2 separate regions of the Homo sapiens genome follow, and region 1 is linked to region 2. A link is a contact called in ENCODE Hi-C or POLR2A ChIA-PET data. All regions are on one chromosome and are shown on one strand. The core of a region is the stretch at or near the end of the contact, and the rest is flanking DNA. Distances in the headings are between cores, read along the strand shown.

Region 1 (3,305 bases), core at 729-3,228, 46 kb after region 2:
GCCCAGAAGTTTGAGACCAGCCTGAGGAACATAGCAAGACCTCATCTCTATTTTTTAAAAATTAGCTGGTCATGGTGCTACATACCTGTAGTCTCAGCTACTCAGGAGGCTGAGGAGAGAGGATCACTTGAGCCCAGGAGTTCAAGGCTGCAGTGAGCCAAGATGGCACCACTGCACTCTAGCCTAAGGCAGAGCAAGACCCTGTCTCAAAAAAAAAAAAGATATGTCCACCTACAACCTGCGAATGGGGGTGGCTGAAATATGAGAATCGCTCAAACCTGGGAAGTAGAGGTTGCAGTGAGCTGAGATCGTGCCACTGCACTCCAGCCTAGGTGACAGAGCGAGACTGTCTTAAAACAAACAAACAAACAAACAAGAGTTCAGTGGAGGAAGGAACTGCAGATGGAGGAACATGCCGAGACCCAGCTCAATGTCCCTCTAGGCCCCTAGTACTGGTGGATTTTAATCAGTGGAATAAAGCGATTTAATCTGTGGTGTAAGAGCCCCCTAGCTGCCGGGTGGAGAACAGATTCAGGGTAGCTGGGATTCTCCATGCTGGCCAGCTTGGTCTCGAACTCCTGACCTCAAGTGATCCACCCGCCTCGGCCTCCCAAAGTGCTGGGATTACACGTGCCTGTAGTCCCAGCTACTTGGGAGGCTGAAGCAGGAGAATTGCTTGAACCCGGGAGACAGAGGTTGCAGCGAGCCAAGATTGCATCATTGCACTGCAGACTGGGGGACAGAGCCAGATTCCATCTCAAAAACAAAAGAAAAAAAAAAGAAAACCACATTCATCACCATCAGAGCTCGTGGGTATCCAGGTGTATTGTCAACGAGCAGTAATATTTTGAAAGAAAAACAGATGTGCTGTCATCCAGGCTTTGGTGTTCCGCTTACAGAGCACAGGCAGAGTAGACGTAGCATAATTCTTAAGGGCCTTCAGATTTTCAGAATTATCAATGAGCAGTTGGCTTCAACTTAAACTCACCAGCTATACCAACTCCTGACAAGAGAGTTAGCCTGTCATTTGAAACTTTGAAGCCAGGAATTGATTTCTCCTCTCTAGCTATGAAAGACTTCCTGGCATTTTCTTTTGATATAAAGCTGTTTCATCTACATTGAAACTCTACTGTTTAATGTAGCCACCTTCATCAACGATCTTAACTAGAACTGGATAACTTGCTGTGGCTTCTCCATGAGCACCTGCTGCTTCACCTTGCACTTTTATGTTATGGAGACAGTTTCTTTCCTTAAACTTCATGAACCAACTTCTGCTAGCTTCTGCTTTTCTTCTGCAGCTTCCTCATCTCTCTCAGCCTTCATAGAATTAAAGAGAGCTAGGGTCTAGGGCCTTGCGCTGGGTTAGTCTTTGTCTTTTTTTTTTTTTTGAGACAGAGTCTCGCTCTGTCACCCAGGCTGGAGTGCAATGACTCGCTACAACCTCTGCCTCCCGGGTTCAAGCAATTCTCCTGCCTCAGCCTCCCGAGTAGCTGGGATTACAGGCACCTACCACTACACCTGGCTAATTTTTTGTATTTTTAGTAGAGATGGGGTTTTGCCATGTTGGCCAGGCTGGTCTCAAACTCCTGACCTCAGGTGATCCTCCCGTCTCGGCCTCCCAAAGTGCTGGGATTAGAGGTGTGAGCCACCACGCCTGGCCTAGTCTTTGGTTTAAGAGAATGTTGTGGCTGGTTTGATCTTCTATCCAGACCCAACTTTCTCCATATCAGCAATAAGCCTGTTTCACTTTCTTATCATTCATGTACTCATTAGAGTGGCACTTTTAATTTCCTTTGAAAGCTTTTCCTTTGCATTCACAACTTGGCTAACTGCATAGTGGAAGAGGCCTAGTTTTCAGCGTATCTCAGTTTTTGACATGCCTTCCTCATTAAGCCTAATCATTTCCAGCTTTTGATTTAAAGCAAGAGACATGTGACACTTCCTTTCACTTGAACACTGAGAGGCCATTGTAGGGTTATTAACTGGCCTAAATCCAGCCTGTCTCGGCTGTTGGCATGCCTTCCTCACTAAGCTTAATCATTGCTAGTTTTTGATTGAAACTGAGAGACAGGACTCTTCCTTTCACTTGAACACTTAGAGGCCATTGAGCAGTTATCAGCTGGCCTAATTTCAGTACTGTTGTATCTCAAAAAATAGGGCTGCCCTAGAGAGGGAAAGAGACAGAGAAATGGTGAGTCAATAGAAGAGTCAGAACACACACATTTATCAATTAAATTCACCATCTCGGGCCGGGGGCAGTGGCTCACGCCTGTAATCCCAGGACTTTGGGAGGCCGAGGTGGGGGGATCACGAGGTGAGGAGATCGAGACCATCCTGGCTAACACGGTGAAACCCCGTCTCTACTAAAAATACAAAAAAATTAGCCGGGCGTGGTGGTGGGCACCTGTAGTCCCAGCTACTCAGGAGGCTGAGGCAGGAGAATGGCATGAACCCGGGGGGCAGAGCTTGCAGTGAGCCGAGATCGTGCCACTGCACTCCAGCCTGGGTGACAGAGTGAGACTCTGTCTCAAAAAAAAAAAAAAAAAGATGGCCTGAGACTCCTTCCACGTATTTACCTTTTAGAATTCTGATGGGCCATGTTTCTTTTTCTTCCTTTTTTTTTTTTTGAGACAGAGTCTTGTTCCATCTCCCAAGTTGTAGTACAGTGGCATGATCTCAGCTCACTGAAACCTCTGCCTCTCCCCAGTTCAAGAGATTCTCCAGCCTCAGCCTCCTGAATAGCTGGGATTACAGGCGCACGCCACCACACCCAGCTAATTTTTGTAATTTTTTAGTAGAGAAGGGGTTTCGCCATGTTGGCCAGGCTGGTCTTGAACTCCTGACCTCAGGTGATCTGCCTTCCTCGACCTCCCAAAGTGATGAGATTACAGGCGTGAGCCGCTGCACCCAGCCCCATGTTTCTAATCCACCCAGAACCTCCTGCTATGTTGTTGCTATCATCTGAATGTTTGTGTTCCCCAAAATTCATATATTGAAACCTAATCACCAGTGTGATGGTGTTGTGGTAAACTGAGGAACGGAGAGACTGATATGAGAGTACAGGAGGATTTTTTTTTTTTTTTTTTGAGATGGAGTCTCGCTCTGTCACTAGGCTGGAGTGCAGTGGCGCGATCTTGGCTCACTGCAACCTCTGCCTCCCGGGTTCAAGCAATTCTCCTGCCTCAGCCTCCCGAGTAGCTGGGACTACAGGCGAGCGCCACCACACCCGGCTAATTTTTTGTATTTTTAGTAGAGACGGGGTTTCACCGTGTTAGCCAGGATGGTCTTGATCTGAGTACAGGAGG
Region 2 (3,640 bases), core at 542-3,041:
TTCCAGACCTCAGAACTCCAGCCAGGGCCACAAGTCAGCCTAGTGCAGACCATAGACCACCCCACCCACCCCTGCTCATTTCCTTTACATTTTTTTCTTTCTTTCTTTTTTTTTTTTTTTTTTTTTTTGAGACAGTCTCACACTGTTGTCCGAGCTGGAGTGCAGTGGCACTATCTCGGCTCATTGCAACCTCTGCCTTCCAGGTTCAAGTGATTCTCCTGCCTTAGCCTCCCCAGTAGCTGGGATTACAGGTGTCCACCACCAAACCCGGCTAATTTTTTTTTTTTTTTTTTTTTTTGTATTTTTAGTAGAGATGGGATTTCACTATGTTGGCCAGGCTGGTCTTGAACTCCTGACCTTGTGATCTGCCCACCTCGGCCTCCCAAAATGCTGTAATTACAGGCGTGAGCTGCCGTACCTGGCTTTTTTCTTTTCTTTTCCTTTTCTTTCCTTTTTTCTTTCTTTCTTTCTTTTTTTCTCTCTCTCTCTTTCTTTCTTCTTCTTTCTTTCTTCTTTCTTTTTTTTTGAGATGGTCTCACTCTGTCACCCAAGCTGGAGGGCAGAGGCACAATCTTGGCTCATGGCAGCCTCAACCACCCCAGCTCAAGCAATCCTCCTACCTCAGCCTCCCCAGTAGCTGGAACCATAGACATGCACCACCACACCCAGCTAATTTCTTTTTTCACGTATTTTTTGTAGAGACGGAGTTTAACCATGTTCTCCAGGCTGGTCTTGAACTCCTGGTCTCAAGGGATCCACCTGCCTCGGCCTCCCAAAGTGCTGGGATTACAGGCTCTGTTCACATTTTTGTGTGTGTGTGCCAAGCACAGAGGGGCCACTGTGTGCAGCTACAGAGGCCCAGCTGGCCTGGCACCTCGGCTGGAAAGGGGCAGCCTCTGGGTAGAAGAGCTGGGTGCCCAGGTGGGGAAGGCATTTCACTCACCCCCTGCCAGAGCTCCCTTGGAGCCCCAGAGTTCCAGGCTCCTGGGTCCTATCTCCTCTGCTTTCTCCAAGCCCATTCCAGGGAAACAGAAACCCAGACAGGGCTTGGAAGATGTCACTCCTGGGTCCTGAAGTGAGACCCCAGAATAGATGTTCTCCTGAGGTCCCCTCTCCTGAAGTTTTATAATTCTGGGGTTGGAAGTGTCCCATGCTGTAAAATCCAAAAGTCTGTTTCCCTGCTTCTCTTTTTCTTATTTATTTATTTATTTTGAGATAGGGTCTCACTGTGTCACCAAGGCTGAATAGCAGTGGTGCAACCATGGCTCACTGCAGCTGTGAACTCCTGAGCTCAAGTGATCTTCCCACCTCGGCCTCCCAAGTAGCTGGGACTACAGGCATGCGCCACCACACCTGGCTAACTTTTGTATTTTTTATAGAGACGAGGTCTCCCTGTGTTGCCCAGACTGGCCTTAAACTCCTGGGCTCAAGCGATCCTTGCACCTTGGCCTCCCGAAGTGCAAGGATTACAGGCATGAGCCACTGCACCAAACCTTCTCTCCTTCTTAAGATTCTGAGTTTCTGTTTTGACTCTATTTGACAGCATCAGTCAAATTGCAAACGGGCTTACCCTTTGACCCAGCAATTCTCCTTCTAAGGAATCTTCCAGCCTCCAGAAGTCATCAAGCATGTGCAGAAGAGACAAGGCAAAAGTGTTCACAGTGGCTTCTTGTGTAACCAAGGAAAACTGGGAGCTGCCCCCATCTGCACCAATGGCCAGAGCAATTTATGGAACGTTTACGGAACACCGCGTCTGGTATGTGCCTATGAAACTTCTGCATTCAACAGACAAAACTTCTGCATTCAAAACACCACATTTCAAAACAAAACTTCTGCATTCAGCATGCCACAGTCATGTGTGGAGAGCAGAGAGGAACCCTGGAGGGAGGAGCTGCAGACGGAGCAGGGCCGTGGGGCAGGTGTCTACTGGTTTCCTGTAATAAATTACCATACACTTGGTGGTGGAAATAACAGGCATTTATTCTCATAGCTCTGGAGGCTAGAAGTCCAAAATCAAGGTGTCTACAGGGCCATGCTGCCTCCACAGCTCCAGGGGGCAATCTTTCAGCTTCTGGGGACTCCCGGGTTCCTTGGCCTGTGACCGCACTGTTCAATCCCTGCCTCTGACTTCACAGGGCCCTTTCCTCTCCTGAGTCTCTGTTTGCAAATCTCCCATCCCTTTCTCTTGTAAGAACACTCTAACTGGATTTAGGATCCACCCCAACCCAGGGTGACCTCATTCTGAGATCCATACTCTAATTACATCTGCAAAAATCCTTATTCCAAATAAGGTCACGTTCTGAGGTGCAGAATAGACATGAATTTTGGGGAGATCCTTTTCAACCCACAACAATGTGGAAGGCCAATGTGTCTTCTCCATCATTTGGTCCTGCTGCAAGGAGGGTGTGTTTCTGGACCTGTGTATTATTTGTGTATCATTTCATTTATGCCTAGTGTTCCATTATTGGGAATTATTTCTGTCCTCCTTCTCAAGGTCATTGCCAAGGTCTGATTGCAAAAGTTTTAAAAATTGCAACTTAAGGCATAAATGGGTTAATTTTTTTTTTTTTTTTTTTTGAGACAGGGTGTCTGTTACCCAGGCTGGAGTGCAGTGGCACAGTCATGGCTCACTGCAGCCTTGGCCTCCTGGGTTCAAATGATCCTCCCACCGCAGCCCTGCTGAGTAGCTGAAACTATAGACATTCGCCACCACACTCGGCTAATTTTCTTTAATTTATTTTTTGTAGTGATGGAGTCTCACTCTGTTGCCCAGGCTGGTCTCAAACTCCTGGGCTCAAGCGATCCTCCCTCTTCAGCCTCCCAAGTAGCTAGGATTTCAGGTATGCACCACCACGCTTGGCTAATTTTTAAAATTATTTTAGAGACAGGGTCTCACTATGTTGCCCATTCTAGTCTGGAACTCCTGGCCTCAAGCGATCCTCCCACCTCAGCCTCCCAAAGTGCTGGGATTACAGGCATGAGTCACTGTGTCTGACCTCATTTTAACTTTCAAAAAGTTCTAAAATCCCAGAAGACAAGTTGTCTTCAAAGATCCTCTGCCTCCCAGGGTCAATGACTCCAGTTTTCTGGGAGGCCCAGGGGGCCCCTCGGCAATGAGGTGGAAATCGTCAGCATGGCAGGGTGGACGCCTCTGATACCTGCCCTGCTGACCAGGCTGGAAGTTGCTGTGGCATCCTCAGGCCTCCAGATGGTGAGCCTCCCTGAGTCAATGGCGAGGTGATGGCCGACGTTCCCAGCCCAGCACTTGCTCCGGGTAGGAGCTGGGCACCTTGGAGCATGGCAGGGCTAGGGAGTGGGGGACAGTGGACTGGGAGCTCTGCCTGGTACCAGCGGCCCACTTGCCCATGACAGGCTCCTCAAGGGTCCTGGGCAGTCACAGATCCCAACCCCTCATTTTGGGGTTTTGTTTTGTTTTTGAGACAGAGGCTTGCTCTGTTGTCCAGGCTGGAATGCAGTGGCACAATCTCGTCTCACTGCAACCTCTGCCTCCTGGAATCAAGTGATCCTCCTGCCTCAGCCTCCTGAGTAGCTGGGATTACAGGCGCCCGCCACGACGCCCGGCTAATTTTTGTACTTTTAGTAGAGACGGGGTTTCACCATGTTGGCCAGGCTGGTCTCA

What was found. A loop is a pair of places that touch in the nucleus more often than their neighbours do. ChIA-PET counts read pairs that join two places held with the same protein, here RNA polymerase II (POLR2A). Pooled maps may share reads with other maps.
Region 1: a pooled map shows a loop between it and region 2 (1.9-fold over the local background). The contact joins two enhancer-like sites. A Hi-C loop is called at or near these places in 1 of 50 pooled maps. POLR2A ChIA-PET finds 5 or more read pairs at or near these places in 11 of 52 experiments (AG04450, GM10248, HCT116 and 7 more).

The regions. Positions count from the first base shown.
Region 1 is chr22:39,330,858-39,334,162 of GRCh38, forward strand. No RefSeq gene overlaps it. Among named protein-coding and RNA genes, the nearest start is that of RPL3, 13 kb to the left of the region's middle. Within about 2 kb of position 1,979, at least 6 of the 41 ENCODE cell types and tissues checked have a DNase peak (open chromatin) inside an H3K27ac peak, as active enhancers do.
Region 2 is chr22:39,285,465-39,289,104 of GRCh38, forward strand. No RefSeq gene overlaps it. Among named protein-coding and RNA genes, the nearest start is that of SNORD83B, 27 kb to the right of the region's middle. Within about 2 kb of position 1,792, at least 4 of the 41 ENCODE cell types and tissues checked have a DNase peak (open chromatin) inside an H3K27ac peak, as active enhancers do.